2 separate regions of the Mus musculus genome follow, and region 2 is linked to region 1. Evidence: chromatin loops called from intact Hi-C (ENCODE). Cell type or tissue: left cerebral cortex. All regions are shown on one strand. Links, peaks and the distances in the headings refer to the core of each region. The heading gives the core; the rest is flanking DNA. Region 1 overlaps Shroom2 (shroom family member 2). Region 2 has its middle 39 kb from the start of Gpr143.

Region 1 (17,008 bases), core at 4,658-12,657:
CTGGTTTAATAGATTCTTACTAACTGCGACAGTTCAAATTAGTTGGTGATTCTATAATGTTGATTCTGAAAGCTTGAGCTGGAAAAGGACCAAGAGAAAAAGAGGACAGTTGTGAGTGACTAATGTGAGTGACTAATAATGCATACATTTTAGCAACAAATTGGAGTTCATTTGATTCTGGTTATATAATACAGTGACTATTTATCCAATAATACTAAGTACTAGGATCTTTTGACTGGGAGCATGGCTACTACATTTCAGGAACTGCAGGGTAAGCAGTTCATGTATATTCCAACTTTTTTGAAATGACACAGGTGACGGGAATCAAAATGACCTTTACCTAAAGCCCTGGTTTATCTCCCAGTTCCCACACAGCTCAATCTACATGTGCATAGTTCTTGTCCTTTGTTTTCTCTTTATATAAATTTGGATGGTGCTATGAGCAAGGCAGAGACATACTGAGAATTTCTTTTTCCCTGAATTTGGCCAGAAATGTAATCAATTCATTTTCCATATATATATTATATATAATGAATGATGGTGTGTGTATACTGATTCAGGTGAAAGTTCAGAAAGAACTAAGCTTTATGGCTAGGAGTGGCACTAATAGGAGTTTTGCAACAAAAACAGCTGTTAAACTAGGTATTGTTCCCTAAACTATCCACTATGCTGCTTAAGATACTTTGGTGAAACTTCAAACTAGAAGCTTCTGTGAACGTCTGTATACTACAAATAGAAAATGGCACTTCTTTGAGTCTTGTTTTTTTGCTCTGGTAAGTTTAGTAGTTTTGTTGAAGTTTGTTTTCTAAACAGTCTTTAATCTCCTGAGCAATAACACAAGTGTGCCTGGCCTCCTAAATGGCTCATGAGAACCTAAGTGGTTTGTTTTTCTTGGTGATATCAGGGAAATTGGGGTCCCCTTATAATAAAAGAATTAAGAATGGACTCAAACATAAGCTTGAGGACAATTTCATTAGAGTTTAAAAGAACCCCAGGGTAGGCAAGCTGTAAACTTAAGCAGCTTTGCAGAAGGGAGAGAGTGGAGGAGAGAAAGAAGAAGCAACACTGATTGAGTTAAGCCAGTATAGAGGTTCAACCATATGGTGGGGAACAGAGCTTTATAGAAAGAATGAAAAGAGGGGTGGGATGTAGCTTAGTTGGTTTCTGCCTAAAAAGAATGAAAAAGTCAAAAGTATTAGGGAAAGTATATTTAGGCATTGGCCAGCATTGAAAAGAAAAGACAAACAGCAAAAGAAAAAGTTAAACCTTTCTAAGTCAGGCCGACGCTTGTAGGGACTACACTGGGGAGCAGGAATTCAGGGAAGCAAAAGTACATTATCTAATTAAAAAGCTATTCTTTCTATCATTTTTAGCAGGATTTGAAGATGAACCCACCCTCTTGAGGGATGGTTCCTTAGCTAGGTCAATAACCTGTCTAGGAATGTTAAATCTCTGCACAGGCCAGAGATTTCATCCTCTCTACCAGAGGAAATAATTTCCTCTGAGCCTTTATTGCTGCTATGTCATTAGGATATCAGTTTCTAGCTCCATTGCTAGTGGAGTTTAACTACTTCTATTTGCAGGGATACAGGGCAGCAGAGAGGCATTGGTTCTGCTCTATTCTGGAACATGTTAACCCAGGAAGGGACCTTCCCCTCCCATCTCCCCAGGACACAACAGGGTTATCCACAAGACAGGGCACTGACATGATAGCCCTGCAGATCCCACCTGTAACACTGATATTATATATCATGTGCAGGTTGTAACAAGTGCAGAACCTCAAGTACTCTAGGTATGAAACAGGGATGGGTTCCTCTTCTCAATGACTAGGATATATCCTCTCAATGCTACTTATATATGTGCTGTGCTTGTCTGAGTCAGTAGCAAAGTTTTCTTGGTAGTATGCTCTACCCCTACCCCCACTCCCACCAACCAACCTCTGAGTCAAACTTAGGGCTTTGACACGTTAGGCGAGCATTCAACCACTGAGCTATATACTCTATCCCTCAAAAATCAACTGATTGTTCTTGAAACAACTCACTTTGTAGCCTAGGCTTGCTTTTAACTAGGTGCATTCCTTTCACTTTGGCCTCCCAAATACAGGGATTATATGAAACACCATGCCCAGCCCAGAAGTCAATCTTAGATTGAGAATTGCTCTTTTCCTTAAATCAGAGGTTCGTTTTTCTCCTTGGGCTTTGTTTGGTGTAGTATGTTGGCAGAGGCACTACACTCTGAGTTGTTTTAAGTTTGCTGGTAGTTAATGCATAGGCTTTAATAATGGCATAGACAATTATACATCCACACCAGCTTCTATCTGTGTGTCATGGGCAGGCCTATGTGTATATGTGCATGTTCATGTGATATGATAGTATAAGGGAAAACTCTGTAACTCATAGCTGCTTCCAATAAGCAGTTGTCTTTCTCATTTTGCATGTCTAATTTTAAGGTTTTTATGATTGAATTGATTCTTGGCACATCTTAGAAAGGCCCTGTGTATATGAGCATTTCCCATAAGTCATGTAAAAATATTACAACTTGAAGTAAATAGTCCCAAATATATGTGGATCTGACAATTTTCACAAAAACATGATTTTTCTTTTTAAGAGAGGGTATTTATTTTAGGTATTTATTTTATTTTAGGGGGTTATTAAAGAAATGTAGTTGATATATATACGTGTGTGTGTGTATGTGTGTGTGTGTGTGTGTGTGTGTGTGTACCAGGTTTGTGTATATGTGTCATTAATGCCTCATATATTCCTTATATAACATGTTTCACATATAGCCTAACATTTAACATATGTTACAGATCACAAGTGGCAGTGAGCACAGGTGTTAAAAAAATATGTAGTCCTTAAAGTGATCCAAGAGAAAAGATCCTAATTGGAATTTTTGCCTAATTTTTATTCCATCATCTTCTAGACAAGCTGATGCCCTGTGTTAGGAAGTTAGTCTGAGAACACTGCAGGAGCTACTGAAACAACTCAAAGGCCAATCCCATATTGCCTGAATTGTCCCACTCCAAGAAAGACCCAGAGCTCCCTCCTGTGGAGCTCTAATCTAATCTGTGGAGCCTGGACTAATCTGGGACTCTACCTCGAGAGTATACATACTCAGAGGAGTACACACTGGTGACTCGGGACCCCAAGTCCAGGATTCCCCCTTCACCCCCTGCCTGCTCAGAAACACACTTTGTGGCTAATGAGCATGACCCTGTACCCTAAAGAGGCCTTGATTGCCTAATCTTGAGCCCAGGAAGTACTAGGGCCTAGACAGTACATCTTCACCTGTGGCTTTACTTGTGGCTGTCCACAAGTCCTTACCAACATCATTTACTGAGTCCGTGGATGTATATATGTGATTTGACTGTCCCTCTCTCACAGCTCCTCTGTGCTCAGCAGTGCCCAGCCGCAAGACAGCCAGCATGTGAATGAAGACACAACTTTCCCTCAACCAGAAACCCAGCTCTCTTCCAAGTGTCAACACCTACAGACGTCAGCCATGGAAACTTCTCGCTCCCCTTCGCCTCAGTTTGCCCCACAGAAGCTGACAGATAAACCTCCCCTGCTTATCCATGAAGACAACTCAGCAAGGTATTGTCTTATGACAGCATGCTCTGTATATATCCCATGCAGGCTTCGAGTGTTTGTTGCTGGAGCATTGCTGCAGCTTCAAGCACTGGGGTAAAACTCAGTCACGGAAAATTGTGTGGAGGATGAACACAGCTCAATCGACCAGTTGTGATTTAGTGACATCAGGATCCCCTTTGAACTTAATGCATTTCATTTGCCTTACACTCTGATACATGCCAACTATGCATGTTTTGCCAATGATCAAAATCAGGTTTAGCCTAAGTATAAGATCTTTAAGTAAAGTTGAGTAATGTCCAGTATTTTCATAGTCTTTAAAATACTCCTTCACAAGCTGGGTGTGGTGGTGCACGCCTTTAATCCCAGCACTTGGGAGGCAGAGGCAGGCAGATTTCTGAGTTCAAGGCCAGCCTGGTCTACAAAGTGAGTTCCAGGACAGCCAGGACTATACAGAGAAACCCTGTCTCAAAAAAACAAAACAAAACAAAAAATACTCCTTCACTCTTTTAGTTTTTATTTGCTTTTTGAGACAGGCTCTTGATGTATAGTCTAGGTTGGTCTTGAACCCACTATGTAGCCTAGGCTGTCTATGTAACTTGACCTTTCTTTGAACTCCTTATCCTATTGCCTCTAACCTCCAAAGTGCTAAGATGGCCAAGGACTCAAGGAGCTATATCCTTAGCTTCTCAGCCTAACCCCTTTAAACTCTGGAATAACCCAGATAAAAGGCCGAGTGCCATGGGTTACCTCTTTTCAAGTTATTGGTCAGTGAGGTCTCATAGACCCTAACCATAATAGGTTATTGTCATTGCTCTCAGTTACCTTCCAGAACTTCATGCCTATTGCCTATTGTAGAAGACACCACATACTTGAGTCGTAAAACATGGAGAAAAGAAGTTGGTAACGACATTAAAGCTTTATTCCCACTAGCTAAGCATTTCATAGTATAAGAAGGTGTTATGGATGATACTAGGGGAGTAATTAATAGCCTTACCCAGCTTTGAACTCTGGGAACTATAATAATGAACTGACAAGATATGCCTACTCATGCAATAGTGACAGAAATTTTAAGGAAGGTTTTAAGACTTGTTTCACAAAACAGAACTTAATGTCTCCTACTGTTAACAGTGCATAGACTGTAAGAGAGAACTGCTATCATTCTGCTATGTGGATTTAGCATTAAACCCTCCCTTAAGTGTTTGTATCTCTTAACCCTCATCAGAAAAGTTTCTTTTGTAATAGATAGCAATTAACACAGTGATCTACAACTTTTAAACATGCAGAAAATATGAAACTTCTAAGTTTTCAACCCTAAATGCAACATCAGTGTTACACGTCCTCTTCCCAAAGTTCATTGATCATTGTGGAAGAGTAGCAGAGGTAGTAAATGACTGTAGTGAAACTGATTTCCAGACAGGACAGGGCAGTTGTGCACGTGAGCTCACAGTGCCTTTGACTGCATGCACAAGATCAAGCCATACAAATCCCAGCATAAATGGAAGCACAAAGTCCCATCCCCTATCTAAGAAGCTGTTGGCAATCAGTAGCTACTGGGAGAGGGAGAGTCAGTTTTCTTTCAAGATGTGGCCCCTGAAAGGCTCCCCATGCTCCAATAGATAGTCCTGCACTTATGCACATACTAACAGCACTAAGTGAACTCAGTGGTTTTAAAAGACAAAACAAAACATAAAAGTGAGAAGGAATAGTGGAGGAATGTGGGGTGGATTTGATGAAAACATAAGTAGGTATGAAATTATCAAACAATAAAGATTAAGTTTAGAAAGGACATCAGTTATGTTGTTTTTGCATCTCTCTCTTAGTTAGGTTCCTACTGCTATGCTATATACCATGACCAATAGCAACTTGGGGATGAAAGGGTCACTTTCCTCTCACAATTTACAGTTCACCCACCATTAAAGGAAGTATGAGCAGAAACTGAAGCAAGAGACCTTGGAGGGAGAACCACTACTATTGGCTTGCTCCCCACAGTGTACTCAGCATGCTTTATTATACAACCCAGGGCCTCCTGCCAAAGTGGGAGGGGCCCCCCACATCAATCATTAATCATGAAAATGATTTAGACTTAGGCCAATCTGATGGAGGCATTTTCCAGTTGAGGTTCCCTCTTCCCAGAGGACTCTAGCTTGTGTGATGTTAACAAAAATACCAACCAGCACAGTCTCCAGTGACTGTGTTAAATCCACAGTTTTATGTGTGTGCCTCAGCTGTGTTAGTCATTTTTCAATTGGTAGCACTGTTAGGGATCTGGAGAGAAAAGCTCTAGTCTGGTAGTTTCTACTTTAATAGAACCCCACAGGCTAAGTAGCTTAGAAACAACAGACATGGCTTGCTCCTTCCTGTTTCTAGAGACTAGAAGACCAAGGTCAAGAAGGTGTGGCAGATTCAGAAAAGTGCTTCATAGATGACACCTTCTTGTGTGCTCACATGGTAGAGGAGGCAGGAAGTTCTCTACTGTTCTTTAATAAAGACACTCATACTATTCATGAGGCTCAATTTTCAGGACATCTGGAGGAAAGACTGACAGATCTGTATGAGCTTGGTCTAAATAGTGAGAGCCTATCTCAAAAAAAAATCAACCTAAGAATTTGGGTACATATACTTGGTTTTTTTTTCATACCAGTAGGAAATGCAATAAGATGACGTGTGTGGTAGACAAACTGTATACCATTTTCTCATGCCAGTCAGCTCAGGGTACTCTAGCTTCTCAAGTCACTAGAGCTACAGTGAGCACAATGGGCTTCATGGTGAAACAGTGTGTGAGTCTAGGAAATGGCTTTTTGTCCCAGTGAATACTGGCTGGTGCACCCTCTCCCTCTCCCTCTCCCTCCCCCCTTCTTTGACTTCGTTTGCTATTTATGACAGACTGGCCGGAAATTCAGCAATCCTCCTGCCTCAGCTTCCCTAGTGCTAGGATTACAGGCATGAGTTACTATGCCTAGCTAGAAACTTATAGTTTTTAAACTATGTTTGCCCTGGGTGAGTCACTGAGACTAATACAGAACAAGTAAGTTCTCAGTATACTGCATGGTATCCCTCACAGGGTGGCTTTAGGTGTCAGTATGTGGGAGACACATGGAACACATGGCAAAGCCCCAGAGTGGAACCCATGGGTAGAGGTGCTCAGCAATAATTCTAAACACAGCAACTCTGAATATGTATTCTAGGGAGAAGGAGGAACACCCAGGTACCTGCTGATATGCAACAGCCTACTTTTAAGTTTGTGGTGATTCTGTCCACTGATGATTTTTCCTACAAAGGGCGAATTAATAAATGGTACTTGATGCATTTGTATTGCCCTCAGAATAAAAACAAGAAATCAAAGAGTATTTTATAGCCATAGCTCATGCGATAGAGCATTTGTCTTCCCAATGCAAGCCCTTTGGGAATTCAATGCCTATTTTCATAAGAAAACAAAAATGAGTGTTAAACAGTTCTTATGTCATTCAGGATCTCTTTGTCTTTGTCCAGGTGTGTGACAGAGTTTGAGTTGGACTGCTAGGCATCCAGAGACCGTGAGGGGTCAGATGAGGACACTTTCCATCCTCTGCTATCTTTCTATTTGGCTGGTTGACAGTGGGTCTTTGTGTTGGGATCCCTGTGTGGGTCGTGGGTGGAAATCTGTACATGTCAAGATTTCAGAGGACAGCCCTTATCTTTGCAGAATCGAGCGGGTGATGGACAACAACACCACTGTGAAGATGGTGCCCATAAAAATTGTGCACTCAGAAAGCCAGCCCGAGAAGGAGAGTCGTCAGAGTCTCGCGTGCCCAGCTGAGCTGCCCCCACTGCCCAGTGGGCTGGAGAGGGACCAGATCAAGACACTGAGTACATCAGAGCAATGCTACTCCCGCTTCTGTGTGTACACACGACAGGAGGTGGAAGCTCCTCATAGAGCCCGCCCTCCAGAGCCCCGGCCACCCAGCACGCCTGCACCTCCTGTCAGAGATAGCTGTTCCTCCCCTCCCTCACTCAACTATGGGAAGGCCAAGGAGAAAACCATGGATGACTTGAAGTCTGAAGAATTAGCCAGGGAGATTGTGGGAAAGGACAAGTCTTTGGCTGACATCCTGGACCCCAGTGTGAAGATCAAAACTACCATGGATCTGATGGAGGGAATTTTTCCCAAAGATGAGTACCTCCTAGAGGAAGCTCAGCAGCGGAGAAAGCTGCTCCCCAAAGTCCCCTTACCCAGAGTCACAGAGGACAAGTAAGTAGATGGCACACACCATAGCTGCTTGTTTCTCAGTCCCTATCTCATAGGCTTAGAAGTGAAAGAAGGGACTCAGGGGGTGTATCTATAATCATGATTGCTTCTGCGGACAGGTGATGGTTTTCCTTGGGGTCCTCAACCTTAGCACTGTTTGGTAAGGTTTAAAATTACCATACCTGGATCTAGCAGAGGCAAGATGATGCCCACTGCAGCAAATGTCCTTAGCTTACAGCTAAATCCTTTCCAGTTTTGTCTATCACTCTGGAGAATGGGGCACTCCTGCCATCTAGTGGAAAGACAGTAGGTACTACTAAAGATCTTATAGTGTGTGAAATAGCCCATCTACTAATATGAAGCTAACTGTCCACCCCATTACCTGTCTTATGTCCATCATCTAATCTCTGTATTTAATATGCATATGATGTGCCTGTCCATCCATTTGTTTTTGAAGTAGGGTCCCTCTAAGAAGCTTGGGCTCCCTTAAACTTGATCCTGCTACCTCAGCTTCCTGAATGCTAGATTTATAGGATCTACCACCATACCTACCTATCTCCCTCCCACACACTTCTTGGTAATGTTGAAATAGAACCTAGGTCCTCTTATATACTAGGTAAATTTGTCATCACTAAGTTACAAGTCACACCCATTTTATTTTGTTTTGAGACAAGTTAACTGGACTGGCTTTGAACTCAAAAAATCTTCCTGCCTTAGATTCCTAACAGCTGATGTTGCACGTATGTGCTACCACACTTGGCTATTTATCTTAGGTTGGTCTCTACAGCTATCATGTAATCTTTCCATATATTTAATCTGTATCTCTTTTTGTCTGCCTGCCTTTCACCTACTTTTGAAGCACATTACAAAGTCTGCCTCTAGTTGAACAGCATTTTCTCTCATTAGAGATGTTTCTGTGTGTTTAAGTTTCAGTTACCTAGGGGCTGAGGATGCAACTCAGAGGTAAAGTATTTACCTAGAATGCGCACGGCCTTGAATGTAATACAAATCACTGATGGGATAAGAAAAACAGTTTTGCTTCCACAGAAGGCATGTGACCATGTGACAGTGTCTAAAGACATTTTTCTTTGCTATATCTGGGGGCATGGAGTTGGTATCTAGTATGTAGAACCCAGAGGTTGTTTTCAAGATTCAGCAGAGCATAGGATAGCCCAACACATGCATAAGCATGCGCGCGCGTGCACGCGCGCGCGCACACACACACACACACATGTTTTTAAAAATTAAGACCCTATAGCCTGGATTGGGGATATAGCTAGGTATGAGAGTACTTGCCCAATATGGCAAGGTCCACAGTTTCTAAATTACTACTAAAAAACAATGGCAGAAATGAATAACAGTCTGTGAATCTTATATTAGTAGAAAAAGTTTTTTTATTTTGTTTTTGAAAACATTTTGGGCTTAGTCTTCTTTTCTCATTTCCCTGGTTCTTGTCCTTCTCTCCGTGCCATTTGTTACAACCTAGGTACTAAGTTCAAAGAGTGGGCATGTGTCACAGCTGATTAAAATTTTGGCCTCTTCACCCAGGAAACAGGACCCAGGTATGCCAGGGGTTGTGTCCTTGGCCACCAATTCTACCTATTACAGCACATCAGCCCCCAAAGCAGAGCTTCTTATCAAGATGAAGGACCTGCAGGAGCCTGAAGAGTATTCAGCAGGTGACTTGGATCATGACCTTTCTGTTAAGAAGGTAAGAAAGAGAAGTACAAGTCTGATGCCAGTTCAGTAGCTCCAACTCACAGCTATTAAGGTAGCTGAGGGAAGAGAATCATTTAAGGCCAGAAGTTCTGGACCAGCCTGGGAGAAATTGCAAGATCTGCCTTTATACAAACAAAATTCCTTGCCTTCTGAGCATGGTGACTAATGCCTATAATCCCAGCACTGAGAAGGCTGAGGCAGGAGAGTGAGTCAGACAGTTGATGCTGCGGGGTAAGTTCAAAGCCAGCCTGGGCTTCACAGTGAGATCCTTCTTCAAAAACTAAAGTAACCCTTCCCTCAAAATTATATGCTGGGCCATTGAAAGGTACTAGGACCACTCACCTCAGCAGATACCTTCCACAGCATCTCTGAGGGCATTTGTGCTTGCTTTTCATGGAAGGCATTGGCATGAATAAGCTGTTCATGCTTAATTGTATTCTAAGCCTTCTACAAAACCCTTGTAGGCAGACTAGAGAAAGGAGCTCTCTGTAAGGGTCCCCGTGTTCTCAGGAATTATGTAAGGCCACCACCAACAATACCACCACCACCAACAACAAAAAGATGTCTAACATAGGCTTGGTAAACCTTACTGTTCTGCCTACTTTTGGAAATAGGTTTTTTGAAACATAGCCACATCCATTTGTTTAAATATTGACTGTCACTGACCATGTAACAACCTACAAGGAGTAAAATAGCTCCTCTCTAGCCCCTCATGGGAAAAGTTTGCCAGCCCTTGTTATTCTACATCAGGTATTGGACAGTTGGAACAGGGTGAGTGAATAGAGAGAGAGAGAACTGCCTGATTGTAGAGACCCAGATCAGTGCCAGAGCTCAAGCCCCATAAGTGAGTGCTGTGTGAGGGAAAAGTGAAGCAGGCGTAGATGCCCTATGGGAAGAGCTTGGTGGTCTTGGGGAGAAGCAGCAGAAGGTAAGGCTTCAGCTTTGGGAACTAAGAAAGAAGGTTGGAGATTAATTCAGGATCACCTTATGTGGCACCCATGACAGTCACTGCAAGGACAGTGTTATCTCTACTGCTACCAACCTGGTAATTTGAAAGATAGCATAGATTGATCTTAATTACCTTAGAAATGTTAGGGAGGGAATACCATGAACTATTTATACATTAAAAACATCATTTCAGTGGATTCTGGGAATTAAATATGGAGATGGGTGTTTGGTCTCACAAGAGACTTTGAATTATATTATTATGTATTTTATTCTAGTTGCATGTTCGTATTTTAAAAAACAACATCTTCAATTTTTGTCCTCATAGAACAAGTCATAGAATTTGAAGCATTTTAATTTAGGCCACACTGTACATACACTTTCCTTACAGTTAGGCCTTGTTATTTCATATTGTAGTGCATTTAGAAGTGCATACCCTGGCCAAGGACATAGCCCATTGGGAGAATGCTTACCCAGCTTGTATTAGGCCCTGGGTTCTTTCTCTAACACTCTACCCTACAAAGTATATCTAAATATTTTAAAATTAAGGTATGGTAGCACATATCTATAATCCTAGCATTCAGAAGGAAGAGGGAAGAGGGTTAGCACAAGTTCAGGGTCAGTCTGAGATACATAGCCAGCTTGTACACCATCCAGAACTACATAGCAAGTCCATTTCAGAAATGTCATCCCAGCCGCGGGGGGGGGGGGGGGGGGGGGGAGGGGGGGGGTGCACGCCTTTAATCCCAGCACTTGGGAGGCAGAGGCAGGTGGATTTCTGAGTTCAAGGCCAGCCTGGCCTACAAAGTAAGTTCCAGGACAGCCAGGGCTATACAGAGAAATCCTGTCTGGTAAAACAAACAAACAAACAAAAGCAAGAAAAAATGCCACCCCCAAAAACAATTTAAAAGTGATCTCACCCCCCTTTGTCTGTATAGTGTCTGTATTTGCTCTGAGAGGCACCAGGAGCTAGGATACTGTGTCATTAGAAGCAACTACTTTGGGTCTCAGGGAATCAAAGTTTGAACATTTTTTATTTTATTTACTTTTTTTTGGACATAGACTCATGTTATATAGCTCAGACTGACCTATAACTTGTTATGGAATCCAGGCTGGCCTCTAACTTGTCCTCCTGCTTCAGTCTCCTGGGTTCTGAGATTTCATACCTGCAACAACACACTCAGCCAGACTTACATTTTTAGATAGTAAAGATTAATTTGGCGGTTTATCCACCCCATTTTTGGGATGAAAGTACTCTACCCATAAATTGCATCCCAATCTTCCTTTTAATTAAAACAAAAAAGTGTGTGTGCATGAGGGGTGGGGTTCTTTGTGTGTGCTATACACATTTGTATTTGTTATATTTACTTTAGTTTTTGAGAGAGAATCTTGCTACATAGCCTTGTCTGGCCTGGTACTTCATATGTAGCCCAGGCTGGTCTTACAGCCTTCCTTCCTCAGCCACTTCAGTGTTAGACAGGCATGAACAACTATATCCAACTCCACATTTTATTTTACTTTTGCTCTTTGAAAATCAATGCTTGATGGCTAGAGAGATGGCTCTTGGGTAGAATGCTTACTATGGAAGCATGAATATTGGAGTTCAGAACACACATAAATATATAATGAATGTGTCACTCTGCCTGTAATCCCAGTGCTTAGGAGACAAAGACAGCGACTCTACAGAGCAAGCTGGCTAGCTAAAATAGCCAATTCATCAATTCATCATTGTCTAGTTTCAAGTGAGAGGCCCTGCTTCAATATACCATGACAATCAAGAGCGACACTCATGTCAACCTCTGGCTTTCACACACATACATGTACATCATATACACATACAGTGAAGTCAGGGTACACCCATCATCCTAGCATTGAGGTTGAAGCAAGAGGACCATAGATTGTAGGCCACTCCGGACTATACAGAAAGACTATCTCAACAACAGTAACAATAAAACACCAGAAACAAAATTAGTGCTTTAAGGTTAGGGATATAGCTCAGTGACAGAGTACATACCTAACATGTAAGAGGTCCTGAGTTTCATTCCTAAGACTACACACAAAAATAAAAATAATAATAAATAAAACTTATTCTTTTCTTTTTTTCTAGTGTAATTTTTTAAAATAAATTTTAAAGTAAGATGATTCAGTATGGCATGTGTATCCATGTGGATCATTATACTTTTCTTTTTTCTTTATTAGATATTTTCTTCATTTACATTTCAAATGCTATCTTCAAAGTCCCCTATACCCTCCCCCGCCCTGCTCCCCAACCCACCCACCCCCGCTTCCTGGCCCTGGCGTTCCCCTGTACTGGGACACATAAAGTCATCAGACTGGCAACAAGCACCCTTATCTGCTGACTTACCTCTTTGGCTCATATAAACAAGGAAGCTTATATTTAACCAGGAGGTCTTCTCATGGTTTTACAAAACCCCCCATTATTTGATGATGCAAAGACTAACACACCCAATCTGGCTGAATTCTGCCTAGGCTGTATGTAATTTGTCTACACTTTGGGCAACAGCTTGGGGTCATCCTAACAAATATCTCCATGCCTCTCTGTGCCCTACAGCAAGAGCTCATTGACAGTATCAGCCGCAAGCTGCAGGTGCTCCGGGAAGCACGTGAGAGCCTGCTGGAAGACATCCAAGCCAACAATGCTCTTGGGGATGAGGTGGAAGCCATTGTGAAAGATGTCTGCAAGCCCAATGAGTTTGACAAGTTCCGGATGTTCATTGGAGACCTGGACAAAGTGGTGAACCTCCTGCTGTCACTGTCAGGACGCCTGGCCCGTGTGGAAAATGCCCTTAATAATTTAGATGACAATCCTTCTCCTGGAGATCGGGTACATGCAAACACATCTGTCTGGGAAATGGGAAGTGTTGAGAATCCTTCAGAGTGGCTGTCCTTAAGATGCTAAGAAAGTCAGCTCTTAGAAGCATCGTATTATCTGTGCATGGCCTGTGTACTCTCTAGAGCATGGTGCCCTGATACATCTGGGGTCCATTCTCTTGGTTTCCTTTCAAATGACAGAACAAGATAAGTAGATGCAGGGAGTCAGGGGCATTATAAGCATGTACCACCATGTGTATCCTCAGTTTTCTTGTACTCAAAAGAAGAGAAGTGTCTTCCTTTCTGGTTTTATTTCATAGATTGTATTTTAGTCAAAGTCTACATTCTTTGCATAGTATGGAAAAGAAGGCACAGACAGAGACAGGAAACTGAGAAGGAGCCTACGAGTAGCTTTTGGGAGGGGTAAGGAAGGAAGAACTGTAGAGAAGCTAGCCACAGTTACATGTAGACTACATCCTAGTCATTCCTATGGGCATCCCATGTGGCTTCAAGATTTCCAAGTCTCCAAACCCTGCAGGGCCTCTCAGTGGTTAGCCAGCCTCTACTTTAGTCCTGCCTCGACTGAACTTTCTGTCTCCCTTCCCCTTAATAGCAGTCACTGTTGGAGAAACAGAGAGTCCTAACTCAGCAGCACGAGGATGCCAAGGAGCTTAAAGAGAACCTGGACCGCCGTGAGCGCATTGTGTTCGACATCCTGGCTACCTACCTCAGCGAGGAGAACCTGGCTGACTATGAGCACTTCGTGAAGATGAAGTCAGCTCTCATCATTGAGCAGCGAGAGCTGGAAGATAAAATCCACCTGGGTGAAGAGCAGCTCAAGTGTTTGTTTGACAGCCTACAGCCTGAGAGAAGCAAATGAGAGGCACATTCCTACAGAAGGTGGACACCAAGCCCTGGAGATTAATGCCTGAGACTATAAGAGTGAACCCAAGCCTATTTGCCCATCTCTGGAGAGACATACTCTGGAGCCACGAGGCTAGTAAAAAAGCAATAATGTCCTGCTAGTATGTGATGATTTATTTATGATTTTCATTTCTGTTGGTTTGCTGAACATAGTTTCATATCACATGTGATTTCACAGAATGCCAGGCTTTGCTAAACAACAAGGGTTCTCTAGCCCTCCTTTGCAGCAGTGGCACCAATGTTCCTCCCTCGTGTAGATGCCAAATACAGTCCTACAGTGCATGAGAGGAAAGACCCTTGTGATTTAGCCAGACACGGGCTGCTGTGTGTTCTGTCCTTGTTCATTTAACAATGTGAGCATTCCTCATTCTGTCATGGTGACATTCTCTGACTCAGTAAAAATCAGTGATGATATTTATTCATGTGTGGAAAACATGAACAGTTTCCTAGTAGTTAAAGACTAACTATAAAATGAACAATCTACATATTGGATCCATTCATTCCAAGATTAAAATTATCACATAACTTGTGTGCATGTTTTGAAATACCCTAAACAGATATCTAGTATCCTTCTTGTCACATCTTAAATACTTTCTAGCCAAGTGATTTTAATTGGATAAAAGTGTGTCTACTAATAATGTTATTGCTTGCTTTTTATTTCCTGAGACCAATGGAATATTTTGAAGTTTCCTTCCCTGGAACACTAATTTGTGTATATGATCTTTAATGATAATCAGTGGTTTATCTCTTTTTATGTCTGTTACCATGGGCCACATGCCACATGCCACATACCTTAAGACTTAAGACTCCATCTAGTGGTCAGAGGTCCTGTGGAGTGACTAGTGCTTACATTTGAAACAGAGTTTTGTCCTTAACAGTTCAAATGGCAAGATGACAAATAGAGTGTTATTCATGAAAGCTACACTGTCATTCTGTTGGTTTCCAGTTGACAGGACAGATTGGGAAAAGACATTTTTAAATCATGTGTCTGACTTGTTGCTCATTTTGTTTTTGTTATTATTTGTTTGTTTTAGAAGAGTCTAACCCAGATTGGCTTCAAACTCCCTATGTAGTCCAATGACCTTGAACTCCTGATCCTCCTGCCTCCACATCCTGAGTTCTGGGTTTAGCAGCATATCCCACTTCATGACTTCATACATCTATCTGATAAAGGATTTGTATAAAGAACTTCCAACATCCAATAGTAGGAATTGTTTGAAAAAAAAAAAGTGGGCAAAAGACTTGACTAGACCCTTCACCAAAGAGGATATATGTATGGCAGATAAACACATGGGAAATGTTCAGCTACCAATGGCGTGTATAACTTGCTTATGTTAAATGTGTGTAGATTTGGTGTTGTTCAAAAGGTGTTTCTGTAACTAAGTGCATGGTAAGTGATGAGCAAGTCTCTTGGTGACTTGGTATTTAGGCATCACTAGTCTTTGTTCTACCAAGGGATTATTTAATTCGTATGTTCCCCTGAGACTGCAGCATATACGAAGATTTCCCTCTCTTAGCAGTAGCCACACCTTTTCCAAAATACACATGCACATTTACATCCATGTGTATGTGCACGTGTTCACACTCCCACACACAGTTGTCTTAAAGGACCAGAATCCATGCTTCTTGAGCCAGAGGAACAGACGTTGACAGCAGAAGCTCTGGTGAAGATGATACAGTGTCCTCCATACAGCTGAGTCAAGATTGGCGAGATTTTATATGCAGACCATGGATGACATGGTTGACATCCTATCACTGTCAGTCAGAAGAAAATCTTTGCAAAAGTGTTGATTCCTGTTAAATGAAACTATTCTACCTTTTGAAGTTCCTGATCTGCCACTGCAGCCTCTTTCTCCTTCCACTTGGTCATCCTTTGCTGTGAATGTGGGTCATGTCAGAAAACACGATATTGGCTCTCCACAAACTATCCAAGGTGTTGCAGACTATTTTGTTTTTAATTTACACCAAGCTATTTACCTGTGGTTCTTTAATCCCAAATACAGTGTTGTGAACATTTTAATGATATGTGTGTAACATGTGAGTAATGGAATTTTGTTTGTCTGTAACCTGCTTTTTCATGTTGCTTCAAGCTTGTCTGTTATGGGAAACAATATGTAGTGCTCTAGCATGCTTGTAATGAAACACATAACAATTATGACCTTCTTATCCATCCCCTGCTTGCCTGTTCCATGTCTGATTAGCAGGGACCCAAGAATTCCAGAGAGTCCATGTACATATGTCTATGACTTGTGATATTACTGCATAAGAAACAATCTGGTGCTAATGGTTGGTCCTTGGCATGCATAGGCATGGGCATGGGCACAGCTATGGAACTCTCTGTAAATATACTGACCTTGCTTGTGGTCAGCTTTTGTGGCTTTACCCTGAACTCTGCCCTGGCAAATATGCACATTCATGCTTGATGCTTACCACTTATCAACAGATCCTCTTGCTTGACTTTAACAAAATAAATAGTGTCTCTTCAGATGAAAGTAGAATGTCTTTATTTCCTACTGTATAGCTTTGTAAAAAGAATAAAAATACCAGTGCTGGGCATGTAGCCCATGGGGAAGGGTTTGAACATGGTGTTCTGACTTCAAATAGTAGCATTTCTCCTCCAGAAAATAGCCTAAGCCAGGCACTGTGGGGAACACCTGCAATCCTGGTCCTTAGAGTGGTGCACAGCTGGACCCACAGCACAGTTTTTCCTTCTATATACGGGTGCCAAACACATCCTTAAAGGGGCATAGTAGATAAAATTCTTGTGATTTAG
Region 2 (17,008 bases), core at 5,775-13,774, 200 kb before region 1:
TCTTTTGCCTCCTCCTCTCTTTCCCTCTCCAACCAGGAAGTCCTTCCTACTCGCCCAGTGATTGGCCCCTTTATTCATTAGGGGATTGGTTCACAAGAAGTCACCTGAATACTTGACTCACTCGTTGTTTGCAACCCCTCCCTTGAGAGCAAAATTAGCATCAAAATACAAACAGCAACAGGCCCATCCACAAGAAACTTCAATGACAGAAATAACAGAAGACTAACACCTACTCAATGATAACTTGGTCAAGGAAAAGATATAGAAAGACATTAAAGACTTTCAAGAATTCAACGAAAACAAAGGCACAGCATACCCAAACTTATGGAACACAACGGAAGCAGTGTTAAGAGGAAAATTCGTGGCACTAAATGCTTTCATTAAAAAAAAAAATGGAGGGCTGGCGAGATGGCTCAGTGGGTAAGAGCACCCGACTGCTCTTCCGAAGGTCCAGAGTTCAAATCCCAGCAACCACATGGTGGCTCACAACCATCTGTAATGAGATCTGACTCCCTCTTCTGGTGTCTGAAGACAGTACTTACATATAATAAATAAATAAATCTTTAAAAAAAAAAAATGGAGATATCTTATACCAGTTCCTAATAGGAGAGACCTTTTTTTTATTAGATATTTTCTTTATTTACATTTCAAATGTTATCCCCTTTCCTAGTTTCCTCTCCGAAAATCCCCTATCCCCTCCCCTCTCCCCCTACTCCCCAACCCACCCACTCCTGCTTCCTGGCCCTGGCACTCCCCTGTACTGGGGCATAGAACCTTCACAGGACCTAGGGCCAGGAGAGACCTTTATAACACAGGGGACACCAGTGGGGAAAACTGAAAGGACTTTGTTATGACTTGTGAATGTTCCAGAAATGTCAGTACTTGCAAAAACAAAAGAAAAGAGTTGTTGCACCTCTTTCAGCCTCTTAACTTGGGTGAGCATTGAAAGCAAAGTTGCTTATGCATCCATTAGTCATAGGGCCAGAGCAGCTGCAGAAGCTTACCTGTCTCAAAAGGTGTTTTTCAAAAGTTTACCATGGAGTCTCAGCCATGAGCTCTTTATTTCTTGTCCAGTGTGGGCTTTCCCCATTTCATTACTGCCTTTACAACTGTCTTTGTAAAATGAAGTTCCAACTCCCACTCTCTGGCCCCTGCCCTATATGTGCTGAGGGGTGTTTGGTTGGTTGGTTGGGTTAGGTTTGGCTTGTTTTTTGTTGTGTTTTGTTGTGTTGTGTTTTGTTTTGTTTTTTATGAGAGTGTTATACCTGCATGGTGGAGTATGGATAAATCTTTTCAGTGTCATGACTCTCTTTGCTTCATCACTTAGTCACCAAAATATATTAACATCTCCAGGGCTTAACTGAGATTTGGAGGTAATTTTTGGTTTGGTTTGATTTGGTTTGGTTTGATTTGGTTTGGTTTGGTTTTTCTCACTCTGTAGTGCTGTCATAAAACTCACTCTGTAGACCAGGCTGGCTTTAAAATCACAGAGATCTGCCTGCCTCTGCCTCCCAAGCGCTGGAATTAAAAGTATGTGTTCCTATACCCGCCTTGGGGGTAAATTGCACACACACACACACACACATATATATATATGTATATACATATGTATATAGTCTTTATTTATATTTCAAATGTTATCCCCCTTCCCAGTTTCCCCTCTACCTGCAAATCTCCTATCCCACCTCCTCCCCCCTGCTTCTATGAGGGTATTCCTCCACCCACCCACCCACTCCTGCCTCACCACCCTAGCATTCCCCTACACATAAAACCTCCCCAGGACCAAGGGGCTGCCCTTCCATTGATGCCAGATAAGGCAATCCTCTGCTACATATACATGGAGCCATGGGTCCCTACGTGTGTACTCTTTAGTTGGTGGTTTAGTCCCTGGAAGCTCTGGGGGAATCTGGTGGGTTGATACTGTTTTTCTTCCTGTGGGGTTGTGTGAACCCCTTCAGCTCCTTCAATCCTTCCCCTAACTCCTTCATTGGGGTTCCAGTGCTAGGTCCAATGGTTGGCTGTGAGTATCTGCATCCGTCTTAGTCAGATGCTGGTGGAGCCTCTCAGAGAACAGCCATACTAGGCTCCTGTCAGCAAGCACTTCTTGGCATCCACAATAGCATCTGGGTTTGGTGTCTACAGATGGGATGGATCTCTAGGTAGGATAGACTCTGGATTGCCTTCAATCTCTGCTCCATTCTTTGTCCCTGCATTTCCTTTAGACAGGAACAATTCTGGGTCAATATTTTTGAGATGGATGGGTGACCCCATTCCTCAACCAGGAGCCATGCCTAACCTCTGGATATGGTCTCTACAGGTTCTCCCCTTTGTTGGGTATTTCAGCTTTTATCCCTGTTGGGTCCTGGGAGGCTCTTGCTTTTCTGGCATCTGAAACTTGCTGGTGGCTTCCCCCAGTTCCCCATCTCCCCCACTGGTACACACCTCTGTTCAATTTCCTGACCCTCTGTACTCACCTGGCCCCTGCCCGGTCTCCTACCATACCTGATCCTGTCTCCCTTTTCCCCCTCCCCCTCCTCTCACCTCCCAGGCCCCTCCCTCCCTCCTTCTACATCCTGTGATTATTTTGTTCTTGGGGATAATTTTTTAATCAACATATAATTTTAGCATTGAAGGAGACTTTACAGATGAACGAATCCCACCTTCCCACCTTCCCATTGATCAGAAGAGTTGTCTAGAGAAACTAATGATAGACCCAGGCTTCAGAACCATGAGCATACAAAATCTGTACCATTTGTTCCCCGTCTTGCTCACTCTGATACTGAGACAAGAGCTCACTCTCTGACCCAGAAATTAGATGAATTTTAAGGGATTGGATTTCATTATAGTATCACACACCTTTAATCCCAGAAGGCAGAGGCAGAGGAATCTCTTGAGGGTTTCAGATAAGCCTGGTCTACATAGCAGCTTTTAGGCTAGAAAAAAAAAAAAAACCCATAGTGAGACTTTGTGATGTGGCTTAAAAGAGAATGGTCCCAGGGGCTAGTGAGATGGCTCAGCAGGTAAGAGCACTGACTGCTCTTCTGAAGGTCCTGCATTCAAATCCCAGGAACCACATGGTGGCTCACAACCATCCATAATGAGATCTAATGCCCTCTTCTGGTGCTGTCTGAAAACAGCTACAGTGTACTTATTTATAATAATAAATCAATCTTTGGGCGGAGTTGACCAAAGTGAGTGGGGCTGACCAGAGCAAGCAACAGTCCTAATTCAATTCCCAACAACTAGATGAAGGCTCACAACTATCTGTATAGCTACAGTGTGTACTCATATACATAAAATAAATAAATAAATATTTTTAAAGAGAGAGTGAGAGAGAGAGAGAGAGAGAGAGAGAGAGAATGGTCCCTTTAAGGTCATATATTTGAATCCTTGATCCACAGTTGACAGAACTGTTTCAGAAGGACTAGAGGATATGGCCCCCCTTGAAGGAAATGTATCCCTGAGGGAGAGCTTTGGGGTTCCAAAAGCCCAAGCTCACCATTCTTAGTGACCTTTCTCTCTGCTTCCTATTTGTGGGTTGGGATGTAAGCTCTTAGCTACTGCTCCAGCACCATGCCTACCTGTTTCCTACCCTGCCCCCCACCAAGATGGGCATGGACTCTAACACTCTGAAACTGTAAGCTTTCAACTAAATGCTTCTTTTTGTAAGTTACCATGGTTGCGGTGGTTTGTCACAGCAATAGAAAAATAACTAAAACACCTTGTCTCAAAGAAAAGGAAAGGAAAGGAAGCAAAATGCTCTGTGTTGTATTATTGTCTCCAGTCATAGACTAATGTACGTGTTCTATGCTTCTTTGAAAGAGGACAGGCAGGGGTTACAAAGTTCAGAGCAAGACTGAAGGAACGACCATTCAGAAAGTTCCCCATCTGGGGATCCATACCATAAACAACCACCAAACCCAGACAGTATGACAGATACCAACAAGAGCTTGCTGACAGGAGCCTGATTATAGCTGTCTCCTGAGAGGTTCTGCCAGTAAATGGCAAATACAGAAGTGGATGTTCACAGTCATCCATTAGACAGAGCACAGGATCCCCAAAGAAGGAGCTAGAGCTTTCTCTACGCAAGGAGATGAAGGGCTTTGCAGCCCCCTAGGAGGAACAACAATATGAACTAACCAGTAACCCCAGAGCTCCCTGGGACTAAACCACCAAAGAAAACACACAGAGGGACTCGTGGCTCTAGCTGCATATGTAGCAGAGGATGGCCTAGTTAGTCATCAATGGGAGGAGAGGTTCTTGGTCCTGTGAAGGTTCTATGCCCCAGTATAGGGAAATGCCAGGGCCAGGAAGCGAGAGTAGGTGTTTTGGGGAGCAGGGGGAGGGGGGAGACGATAGGGGATTTTCAGAGGGGAAACTAGGAAAGGGGGTAACATTTGAAATATAAATAAAGAAAATATCTAATAAAAATGAATTAAAATTAAATAGTAGCAAAACAGAAAAAGAAAGAAAGATGACAGGCTAAACGGTGCTGTTAGTCAGGTTATATTAGCCTTTTCAGATGATAAAATACCTGAGGTAAATGGAAAGAATGATTTATATTTGCTGATGGTTTCAAAAGTTTCAGTCCAGGGTCAGCTGACTCTGTTGCTGTGAACCTGTGGGGAGGCAAAGCATGAAGATAGTAGTATAATGTGACACAGAAGGCTGTTTACATCATAGAAGTCAGGGAGCAGAGAGGTAGAGAACAGGCTTGGAAACAAACTATACACACCAAAGGTCGGTGCCCCCAATGAACTATTTCCTTTAACTAGATGTTATCTCCTGATAATCCATTCAGCTATATACTCATGAACAGATTCATCCACTTTAGGAGTTAGTACCCTAATGATGTATCTCTCAATAACACCACCAACACCCCAGCCTGGCTCTCAATTAGGAGGCCATAGAACTGGAGTACTACTCAGCTATTAAAAAGAATGAATTTATGAAATTCCTAGGCAAATGGTTGGACCTGGAGGGCATCATCCTGAGTGAGGTAACACAATCACAAAAGAACTCAAATGACATGTACTGATAAGTGGATATTAGCCCAGAAACTTAGTATACCCGAGATATAAGATACAATTTGCAAAACACATGAAACTGAAGAAGAACGAAGACTAAAGTGTGGACACTTTGCCCCTTCTTAGAACTGGGAACAAAACACCCATGGAAGGAGTTACAGAGACAAAGTTTGGAGCTGAGACAAAAGGATGGACCATCTAGAGACTGCCATATCCAGGGATCCATCCCATAATCAGCCTCCAAACGATGACACCATTGCATACACTAGCAAGATTTTGCTGAAAGGACCCTGATATAGCTGTCTCTTGTGAGACTAGGCCGGGGCCTAGCAAACACATAAGTGGATGCTCACAGTCAGCTATTGGATGGGTCACACGGCCCCCAATGGAGGAGCAAGAGAAAGAAATCAAGGAGCTAAAGGGATCTGCAACCCTATAGGTGGAACAACATTATGAACTAACCAGTACCCCGGAGCTCTTGACTCTAGCTGCATATGTATCAAAAGATGGCCTAGTCAGCCATCAGTGGAAAGAGAGGCCCATTGGACATGCAAACTTTATATGCCCCAGTACAGGGGAACACCAGGGCCAAAAAGTGGGAGTGGGTGGGTAGGGGAGTGGGGGGGAGGGTATGGGGGACTTTTGGGATAGCATTGGAAATGTAATTGAGGAAAATACCTAATAAAAAACATTTTTTAAAAAAGGAGGCCATAGAACTTATTTTGTTTTATGCTTTTGAAACAGGGTCTTTTTCTATAGCTCAGACTTTTCTGGAACTCGCAGTGTAGACCAAACTAGCCTGGAGTGAGTGCTGAATTACTAAAGGTGTGCGCAACAAAAGCTTGTTTTGTAGGGGACACTTTTACATTAGACCACATTAAGATTATTAAATATAATTTCCACCTGTGATATTTTCAACTTGTGATGGGTTTACCAGGATGCGACCTCTTCATTATTTGAGGTATATTCATAAGGCTAAAAAGGCCTTGCCATCTGAGACGGTTTTGAATCCACACAAATACTTGTCTTCCTTACTGTTGTGTGTTTCCTGTTTTGTCTGCCCTCTCAACCCTAAATCAGAAGCTGAGCTTCTATTCCTCCACTTTCTCTAAGCTCATTGACACCCCAGAGCTCCATGTTCACATCTCCACACCTTCCTCCCTACTCAGCTTTCACCCATTTCTGTTGCTCTCTTCCTGCAGATGTTTCCTTCTTGGCCTCCCCTTGCAGAAGCCTGGAGAATTTGTAGGAGTCAGTACGCAAGTCTGGCATACATTTCCTTAAGGCGCTTGAGGAAAAAATGAGGTGACAGACAGGCCAACAGCAACAGCAAGCTTTGAGTGCCCCTTGGTATGGGTTTGCAGAATCACAGGGTGTTAACTGATGACAACTATCCATTCTGCTTCTAAAACAGACTTCTGCTTTCTGATTTCCCAGAGTAGATTGACTAAAGAGTGATCTTACTTCATGTTCATATGGAATCTGTATTTTACATAAAACTGGCAGATATTATAACCAAAGAGAGATTTGGGACAGAAAGAGGATAAGCCTTGTATAGAAGAGGGTGTAAAGCAAAGATCTTTTTATAATTATACAAACTGTAGAATAGATAGTAACAAAAATGGAGCAATAAATAGGTCAAAATACTACCAGTTATCTTGTATCCACTCCCAATTTTTGGAGGCACCATGAGTCCTTGTACCAAATCTGAGAGTTGGTTAATTTAGTTCAATGTAGCTCATCTGGTTTCTTCTGCAATGTCCTCACAGTATTCTCCAATAAATTCCCTGGGTTTCCAGGGACTCCCATAGTCTCTTACTACTTTCCCCCTGAGACCTGTGTTGTTAATCTTGCACTTCCCATGCCCTTCCTCCCCCAAATTTCCCTTACCATGAGACAGGCCCACAATTTTGTCCCTGCTCTTGGTCAGGATTCTGTACATGGCATCTCTTTCTCTGAAACTAGCCTGATCCTTACAAACCTTTCTACTCATACTATTTCATACTGCTTTTTCCTTAACATTTAAAAAGAAAAGATATGGCTAATATCCAATGTACACAAAGAACTCAAGAAACTAGACTCCAGAGAACCAAATAACCCTATTAAAAATGGAGTACAGAGCCAGGGAATATCAAATGGCCAAGAAGCACCTTAAGAAATGATCAACATCCTTAGTCATCAAGGAAATGCAAATCAAACAACCCTGAGATCCCACCTCACACCAGTCAGAATGGCTAAGATAAAAAAATTCAGGTGACAGCAGATGCTGGCGAGGATGTGGAGAAAGAGGGACACTCCTCCATTGTTGGTGGGATTGCAAGCTGGAACAACCACTTTGGAAATCAGTCGGCAGGTCCTCAGAAAATTGGACATAGTACTACCTTAGGACCCAGCTATACCACCCCTGGGCATATAATCCAAAAGATGTTCCAACATAAAACAAGGACACATGCTCCAGTGTATTTACAGCTGCCTTATTTATTTATAATAGCCAGAAGTTGGAAAGAACCCAGATACCCTTCAACAGAGAAATTGATATAGAAAATGTAATACATTTACATAATGCAGTACTACTCAGCTATTAAAAACAATGACTTCATGAAATTCTTAGGCAAATGGATGGAACTAGAAAATATCATCCTGCTGGGCGTGGTGGCACACGCCTTTAATCCCAGCACTCCAGAGGCAGAGGCAGGCAGATTTCTGAGTTCGAGGCCAGCCTGGTCTACAAAATGAGCTCCAGGACAGCCAGGGCTACACAGAGAAACCCTGTCTCGGAAAAAAAAAAAAAAAGAAAATATCATCCTGAGTGAGGTAACAAAGAACACACATGGTATGCTCTCACTGATAAGTGGATATTAGCCCAAAAGCTCTAAATACCCAAGATACAATTCACAGACCACATGAAGTTCAAGAAGAAAGAAAACGAAGTGTGACTACTTCAGTCCTTCTTAACAGTGGGAACAAAATACCCATAGGAGGAAATATGGAGACAAAGTATGGAGCAGAAACAGAAGGAAAGGCCATCCAGAGACTGGCCCACCTGGGGATCCATTCCATATATAGTCACCAAACCCAGACACTATTGCAGATGCCAGGAAGTGACTGGAGCCCGATATAGCTGTCTTCTGAGAGGTTCTGACAGAGCCTGACAAATACAGAGGCTCTGTAGCTAACCATTGGACAGAGCACAGGGTCCCCAGTGGAGGAGTGAAAGAAAGGACTGACGGAGCTGAAGGGGTTTGCAACTCCAAACGAAGAAGAACAATATCAACCAACCAGACCCCACCCCCCAGAGCTCCCAGGGACTAAAGCACCAACCAAAGAGTATACAAATGGAGGGACCCATGGCTCCAGCTGAATATGTAACAGAGGATGGCCTTGTTAGGCATCAATGGGAAGAGAGGCCCTTGGTCCTGTGAAGACTGGATGACCCAGTGTAGGGGAATGCCAGGGCAGGGAGGTGGGACTGGGTGGATGGGAGAACACCCTCACAGAAGCAGAGGAGGGGGAGAAGGGATAGGAGGTTTTCGGAGAGGAAACAGGGAAAAGGGATAACATCTGAAATGTAAATAAAGAAAATAGCCAATAAAAAGAAAAATATTAAAATATTAATTATTAGAAATATTAAGTAATATTAAAAGTATTAAGTAATTTTCAGCTCCTCCGTCTCTTCTGCTAAATAATCACACCTTCATGATGTTTCCTCCAGTGCCTCAAATTCTTGTGTGTTTAGAACTAAATAAAAAATAATCTTGGGCTCCTAAAGAAGGAGCTAGAGAAAGTACCCAAGGAACTAAAGGGGTCTGCAACCCTATAGGAGGAACAACATTATGAACTAACCAGTACCCCATAGAACTGTGTCTCTAGTTGCATATGTAGCATAGGATGGCCTAGTCTGCCATCAATGGAAGGAGAGGCCCTTGGTCTTACGAAGATCATATGCCCCAGTACAGGGGAATGCCAGGGCTAGGAAGTGGGAGTGGGTGGGTTGGGGAGCAGGGAGGGGGAGGGTATAGGGACTTTGGGGATAGCATTTGAAATGTAAATGAAGAAAATACCTAATAAAAAATGAAAAAAATAATCTCATTTGTCATAAGTTTCCAAGCATTAAAAAAGAAAAAAAAAAAAACATTCTTTGAAAATTTAAAAGGGGGTATTTTTGTTATGTAGGCAGTGACTATGTTTGTGACACAAACTCTTATTTGAAATGGACTCATAAAAGGAAGGTCACTCCAGGGCCAAAGCAGCTAAAGGATGACATTGTATTTCTGTGATTGCTTTTCTTGTTTCTTACATTGTATTATAATAAAAAATCATCTGGGATGACATGTTGTTTAGATAGTATTCAGCTGAGACTTGTGTTTTTAGAATCTTCCTCATTTCTAAAGTAATTCAAGTTCAGAGCATATGAAAGTGTCTTTGTTCATCTAACAGACACAACCCACAGATATACATGATTCAAATATCTGGATTATTTCCTAAGGGGAAGGGACCTTAAGAACATCCTCTTGTGTGTTTAAAATATGTGCAAATGTTTTCCTGGTAGGTGGAAACAGAAATCAAAGGATTGTCAAGAAAAATATGAAACTAGGTGTGGTGGTACACACCCTTAATTCCAGTATTTAGGAGACAGAAGTGGTGAAATTTCTGTGAGTTCTAGGTTAGACTGGTCTACATAGTGATTTATAGGCCAACCAGAACTACATACTGAGACCCAATCTCAAAAGTGTGTGTGTGTGTGTGTGTGTGTGTGTGTGTGTGTGTGTGTGTGTGTGTGTATACATCCTCTCTCCAATCCCTTGGGTAACTATGATTGCTAATCTTGTTTATCAGTTTGACTATATCTGGAATCAACTAAAAACCCAAATAGCTGTACAAATGTTTTCTTGATTAGATCATTTTGAGTTGAGAAGACCCACCCCAAATCTGGGGCCACACCTTCTGGCAGCCCACATAAATGGACATGGAAGAAGGAAGTTCTTCTACACACACACACATGGAAGAAGGAAGTTCTACACACACATATATACACATATATATCAGAATAAAGTGATCCTGTTACCTGTTACATCTTTTTATTTCATCTCTGTGCTCAACCCAAGGAGTCATTATAGAGCACACCCACTGCTTGTTTTAAGTCTGGTGGACATGAGTATAATACAGTCATTTCTGTTGGATTTATGCTCCCAAGGAGTTACCCCACCCTTATGAATGGTAGTTATTTGTGGAGATGCCACTCTTGTGGTAGCATCCAAGCAAAGTGGTTCTCAGTCTAAGCAATCCACCTTTAGGATTGAGTAATGAATGATCTGGCAAGATGTCCAGTGCAGCCAAAGATGTTGAGTTGTATAGCTGGTGTCTACACTCTAGATGGCAGTCTTACCTCACCTTTCCATTGTAACTGAAAATGGTTCTCCACTGTGAGAACTGCCCTTTAATAATCATGTTCTACTGGTTGGATAGCCATTATTGCACCAGTAGTATTGAGTTTTGTCATGGCATAAAGTAGACATAGTCAGCTGCCCTTAATACCTAAATTCAGCTTGACATTTTCAATGTGAAGTCTTCACAAAGAATAATCTGTATGCAGCTCTTCATGAACAGTTTTCCTTCCTGCCTCACCAAAAAAAATCCCTTACACCTCTCTCCTGTTTAGTACCAGCTTTCCCATTGGTCCATTTTCCATGTGAGCTGAGCTAATGACTGTCACTTGGCTTGCTTTCTTAGGATATCATAATGTATAATGGCCTCTCCACGGAATTCACATCCATGATAGGTATTGTGATGTCCAATGTAGTGCAGACATGGCAGTAGGACTTCTGAGAAAAGCTCTCACAGCAAAAACACCATACAATAGCAGCCACAATAATTCTAGCATAAAATTTTGTTTTTCTAGAACCACTTCAGTACCATAATCTATGTTAGTCAAGGTTCTCTAAGGCAACAAAATTAATAGGATGGAGTGTGTATGCGTACATGTGTACACATACCCGCAAGCCTGTCTGATGTGTATGGGGATTTATTAAGGTGGTTTATAGGATGTGGTCCAACAATGACTATCTCCTGATGGAAAGGCCAAAGCATCAGTGGTTGTTCAGTTGATGAGACAGGGGTCTCAGCAGTCTCAATCTGATGCTGAAGTCTTAGGGAAGTCCTAGAGAGCTGCTTGTCTTCAGTATATATTGGAACCTCAAAGAAGTGGGTTCTAATAACAACAAAGGAATGCCTTAAGAACAAAATACATGAAGTTGCCAATGAGAGTGAGGGAAAATAACAAAACTTCCTTCTTCCATGTCCATTTATGTGGGCTGCCAGAAGGTGTGGCCCCAGATTTGGGGTGGGTCTTCTCAACTCAAAATGATCTAATCAAGAAAACATTTGTACAGCTATTTGGGTTTTTAGTTGATTCCAGATATAGTCAAATTGACAATCAAGATTAGCAATCATAGTTACCCAAGGGATTGGAGAGAGGATCCTGTAGATAAGAGCACTGACTATTCTTCCAGAAGACCCAGGTTCAATTCCCAGTATGCACATGGCATCTTATAACTGCCTATAATTCTAAACCTAGGGTGATCCAATGTCCTCTCCTGTCAACATGTGGGCACCAGGCACCAATGCAGTATATAGACATACAAGTGGACATGCATCCATACCCATAAAAATAATAAGCAATGTTAAAACATTGTTATCCAACATAAATGAAAATCTATCAAAAGGGAAACTAGAAGAAACAGAGAGGGGAATAGAAGTGCAAGATGAAGGAATGACAGGAAGTGAGGAGGAACAACTAACACTTAAGGTAAAACCATATTGAAACCTACTACTGTAGAGACTTAATAAAATATATACATATATGAGAGGGATCTAAATGGAGACACCAAATAATAGTGGAGAGATTGCCCTAACAAGACTCTTAGGCCACCAAATAAACTTTCCAATGTCAAAGATAGGTTACATCTTATTGAGTTGTTGTCCAAAGGATCCTTTGAAAACCCCCAACATTATAGGCTATTGCCAAGGCTATTGGTTACTATCTACAACCTAATAGTAAGGCCCTATTGATGAAGACAAAACTTACATATGCTATCAAAACAGAGAAGTTGAACTGGTGCCTAACTAGGAGCTTCACTCCTACTAACTAGCAGTCATGTGCTGGAGAAAGGCCATAATCAGAATCTGCAAGCTACAAAACCTGCAAGCTATATGACCTGCCTTCACTATATACTGGTACAATTCTAGCACAAATGTTTAGGTTCAGTTTGTTCTTCTCGCTTAATATTATTGTTGACTTTGAACAAGGATCCTATTAGGGTTTTAATAAAATCCTAGTTAGGGTTTTATTGTTGTGAAGGAACAATATGACCCAGGAAACTCTTATAAAGGAAAACATTTCATTGGGGCTGGCTTACAATCTCAGAGATTTAGTCCATTATCACTGTGACTGGAAGCATGGCAGCATGCAGGCAGACATGGTGCTAGAGAAGGAGCTGAGAGTTCTACATCTCCACCCAAAAGCAGCCATAGGAGGCGTTTTCCACACTGGGTGGAGCTTGAGCACTAGGAGAACTCAAAGCCCACTCCCACGAAGACACACTCCATCAAAGCCATTCCTACTCCAACAAGGCCACACCTTCTAATAGTGCCACTCCCCATGGGAGCAAGCATTCAAACACATGGGGGCCAAATCTATTCAAACTACCACATATCATAATACATTTTATTACTCTAAACCTCCATATAGAACGTTCTCTTACAGCTTGGTGATGGGAAAAGAAAAATCTCCAAATGGAGTTTGTCAATACAGGAAGCAGCACACTGGTATGTAGGTTTTCTGCATTAATTTTTATCCACTGAGCAATTTTAGTCAAAGACTCTTTTTCCTACCCTGGCTCCACCTGTTGTCACGTGATAAACCACTGCTTCCTATTGTAGAGGACAGAATTCTCTGAGACATGAAACAGGAACAAACATCACTGAAACTCATATTGCTAACTTAAGAGTTGAACTAACCAATAACCCCCCAGTACTGTTGTGTCTAGCTGCATATGGAGCAGAGGATGGCCTATTCGGCCATCAATGGGAGAAGAGGCCCTTGGTCTTTCGAAGATCATATGCCCCAGTACAGGGGAATGCCAGGGCCAGGAAGTGGGAGTGGGTGGGTTGGGGAGCAGGGTTGGGGGAGGGTATAGGGGACTTTGGGGATAGCATTTGAAATGTAAATGAAGAAAATATCTAATAAAAAAATAAAAGAGTTGATTTTCTCAATCTATACTTTGGATTTGGGGATTATGAATGTCTGGGGATTGTCAAAAATATTCATTTCTTCATAGTTTCCTTTGGGAAAATACCCAAAAGACATACAGATATTCTCTTAGTTGGTGTTCTATTGCTGTGAAGAGACACCATGGCCATGGCAACTTCTATAAAAGAAAGCATTTAATTGGGGCTTGTTTGCAGTTTCAGTCTATTATCATCACAGTGGGAAGCACAGTAGTAGGCAGGCAGACAAGGCACTGGAAAAATAGCCAACAGTTCTACATCCAAATCCACAGGCAACAGAAAGACAGAAAATCTGGTCTTAGAATGGGCTTTTTGAAACCTCAAAACCACCTGCAGTGGCACATTTCCTCCAACAAGGCCACATCTCCTAATCCTTTTGAATAATTCCACTCCCTGGTGATCAAGTATTCAAATCTATGAGCCTATGGGGGCCATTTCTATTCAAACCACCACCTTTCACTCACTGGCTCCCATAGGCTTATAACCATATCATAATGAAAAATGCAACATCAAAACATCAAAAGTCCATCATTAAAAGTCGAAAGTTCAGTCTTCTCTGAGACTCAAGGCTATCACTTAATAGTAACCCCTGTAAAATCAAAATCCAAAAGCAGATTGCATACTTCTAACATACAATGGCACAGAATATACTTTACCATTAAAAAAGGAATGAAAGGGAGCATGGTGAGGAAATACTGAACCCAAGTTGGGAAAACTCCAAACTCTGTATCTCAATAAATAATATCAAAGTGCTCTTCAGATCTCCCTGACACATGCCTAGCCTCAGTAGCTTTTCTTAGCCACTATGGTGGCTTAAATAGGGATGCACACAATAGGCTCATAGATTTGAATACTTGGTCACCAGGTAGTGACACCATTTGAAGACAATAAATAAGGATCAGTCCTTAAGTATGACCCAGGTAAAACGTAACTAATTTTTTCTACCCTCCTTATAATTTATCTCACAGAATGACCCAATCCTCAGGTCAGTCAATGGGGTATGCAAGAGAGAGAGTGGTAACTGAGGAGCAAGAGACTTGAAGAATGGAGACAACACAGACTATCAAGGATCAAGTCTCAAGTCTTGAGTCTCAATTATTGAAAGGCAGCTATGGGTATGTATGTACTCACTGGGGAGTGCAGCTGGAGACACTTAGCCACCGGTCCAGGATGTATAGGAGAAAAACAAGATGCTATCAGAGTGTATGCAGCTGTGGTGGGCTTCTTGAAAAAACATCATGCTAGGAAAACAAGTCTCTCATCGGGGTGGAAAAGTACCACCTGTAAGTAAATAGCCTGAGATGGCTGCAGAGATGATAGTCGCTTTCTGCTAAGATTCGGTTCTCAACAGCAGCAAACTAATTTTTTTTAAAATAATGAATCATTTTTAAATAAGTAAATAAGGCTTTGTGTGCATCTCAAGGTTTCCATCTTTCTTAGTCAGGGTTTCTATTCCTACACAAAACACCATGACCAAGAAGCAAGCTGGGGAGGAAAGGGCTTATTCAGATTATACCTCCACATTACTGTTCATCATCAAAGGAAGTCAGGACTGGAACTCAAGCAGGTCAGGAAGCAGGAGCTGATGCAGAGGCCATGGAGGGATGTTATTTACTGGCTTGCTTCCCCTGGCTTGCTCAGCCTGCTCTCTTATAGAACCAAGACTACCAGCCCAGGGATGGCACCATCCACAATGGGCACTCCCACACTTGATCACTAATTGAGAAAATGCTTTACAACTGGATCTCATGGGGGCATTTCCTCAACAGAGGCTCCTTCTCTGTGATAACTCCAGTTTGTGTCAAGTTGATACACAAAACCATCCAGTACACCATCACTGAATAAGATGATCTTTGTCTACGTTATGTCATAACTTGATGATGACCTGTATTTTAAATAAAGAGTGAAAGAATAGACTAGAAGATAGGGCCTCTTCTCTTGACTTTCCTGAGATCACAGAAAGACCTAGAAAGTAGGCCATATCTGTGAGGCTGTGGATCAGGGGCAATAGGTAGGTTTCAGTTTGTGGTTGAGTAAGGTGTTACTCAGAGAGAGATGTCTAGTGCTTTGTTATTGTGTCAAGAGATGTGTGTAGGCTCTGGCACCTAAACACTTAGCAGAATAAGTTGTGTGGCATCTCCAGTGTTACTTTGATCACAGTAAATTTTCCTTAATAAGTGAATATCAAATTCCCTGCCCCTGAGAATGTGTTAATTTGGGGATATAGTTTTGGAGGGGTCCAGATAAACCACATCTTTGTCCCCCAATAAAAATTTATCTTTTGCCTTTAATCCCAGCACTCAGGAGGCAGAGGCAGAGGTAGGTGGATTTCTGAGTTCGAGGTCAGCCTGGTCTACAAAGTGAATTCCAGGACAGCCAGGGAAACCCTGTCTCGAAAAGCAAAACAACCAAAAAAATTTTTATATTTATACACAATCATTTATCAAAGTTAGCCTATTACTGGGGTATGGCTTACATTTGACAAGTTCCACATTGTTATGGAATGGTGATGGGTGGTTGGAACATGACTCAGACAGTCTCTGGGTGTCTACAATCAAGCTGAAGGTTTGGCTGTACCCCCTAGGTGAATCTAAGCCAAATCAGAATTATACATGTTGGATTCAAGGGATGAAAGGCCAAAACAAAAAGGTTCAGTGTGCACAAGAGGAAGCCTAAGGAAAACCGCACATTTCCTTGGCCTCCCAGATAGCCGTGGACAGGAACTTCATACTGGCCACAAGAATCTCTGCAGGAGAATGTAGCACACAACCCAGTCCACAGCTGTTTCTGGAGCAGCCAGTATTTGCATACCATCATTTGCCTTGGTGCCACACAGCAGGTGCTTTATCTTTGAGATCAAGGGGTGGTTCATTGTAATGCTATTGTCAAAAATTGTTTACAGCTCCTGAAATATCGTAAGGAACTTTAACTTCAACTTTGAAAGCTGTGTAATTACACAACAGTCCTTCATGGGTTTTTTTCCCCTTGGGTTTGAAGTAACCACACAGCCATTCCTGGCACATTCAGGATGCTGCCTGTAGAGGACCAAAGGGTTCAGTTCTCACACTACTCAACATCCTACGACCTTATATTCTGTCTACTAAAGATTAGATCATGGAGCCAAGTGACTTGTACTTTGTCAAATGTAAAGATCTGCTTTGTACTTGTTTGGTTTTTTTCTCTCTCTTTTCAAACTTTTCATTCCACATTTTCTCTTGATTCCTTTGCTTGTTGAATGCAAAAAAGTGTCTCACCCATAATTTACTGGCTTCTTCAGATTTTTACTATCTATGCCAGCCAGGTGTAGTTTGTCAATATTTTAAGCAACACTGACCCGCCTATCTGCTCCTCTAGGCCCCTACTCCTCATGCTCTTAAAGAGAAAAATTACCTTGTGCGTCATAGCTCATTTGTTTCAAAAGAGAACCAACAGATCATATTCAGAGTATGAAATAAATTTCTCCTAGCACCTGTGTAGCACCTTTACAAATCTTGGATTCTTATCTAGCCAAAGAGAAAAAAAAAGTCAAAGTAAAGCAATTTTCTCTTACAGCCTCTACATTGGGAGTCTGAGTTAGGATTAGATATATTGTAAAAAATAAAATAAAATCTATTTACAGGACATGCCTGTGGGTGTTGAGTTCTACACTGTGTGAAACATTTAAAAACAACCATTTATAGGCTAAGCACGGTGGC

Evidence for each region. Peaks named below come from ENCODE experiments on the same cell type or tissue, not always from the same donor. Only the 100,000 strongest peaks of a DNase experiment are listed, where the experiment ranks them.
Region 2: it touches region 1 in a loop (4-fold over the local background); 26 of 42 quality-filtered maps call a loop at or near these places.

What each region holds. Positions count from the first base shown.
Region 1 is chrX:152,609,711-152,626,718 of GRCm38, reverse strand. Shroom2 (shroom family member 2) reads left to right here. Exons shown (of 10, transcript NM_001290684.1): 6 at 3,402-3,593; 7 at 7,273-7,818; 8 at 9,364-9,526; 9 at 13,052-13,324; 10 at 13,925-17,008. The coding sequence ends at 14,191. Among named protein-coding and RNA genes, the nearest start is that of Cldn34a, 55 kb to the right of the region's middle. In left cerebral cortex, for the core only: a CTCF peak has its summit at 8,102 (motif pointing left); DNase peaks (open chromatin) are centred at 5,667, 7,856 and 8,083.
Region 2 is chrX:152,812,594-152,829,601 of GRCm38, reverse strand. No RefSeq gene overlaps it. Among named protein-coding and RNA genes, the nearest start is that of Gpr143, 39 kb to the right of the region's middle. In left cerebral cortex, for the core only: a CTCF peak has its summit at 10,396; DNase peaks (open chromatin) are centred at 10,373 and 13,512.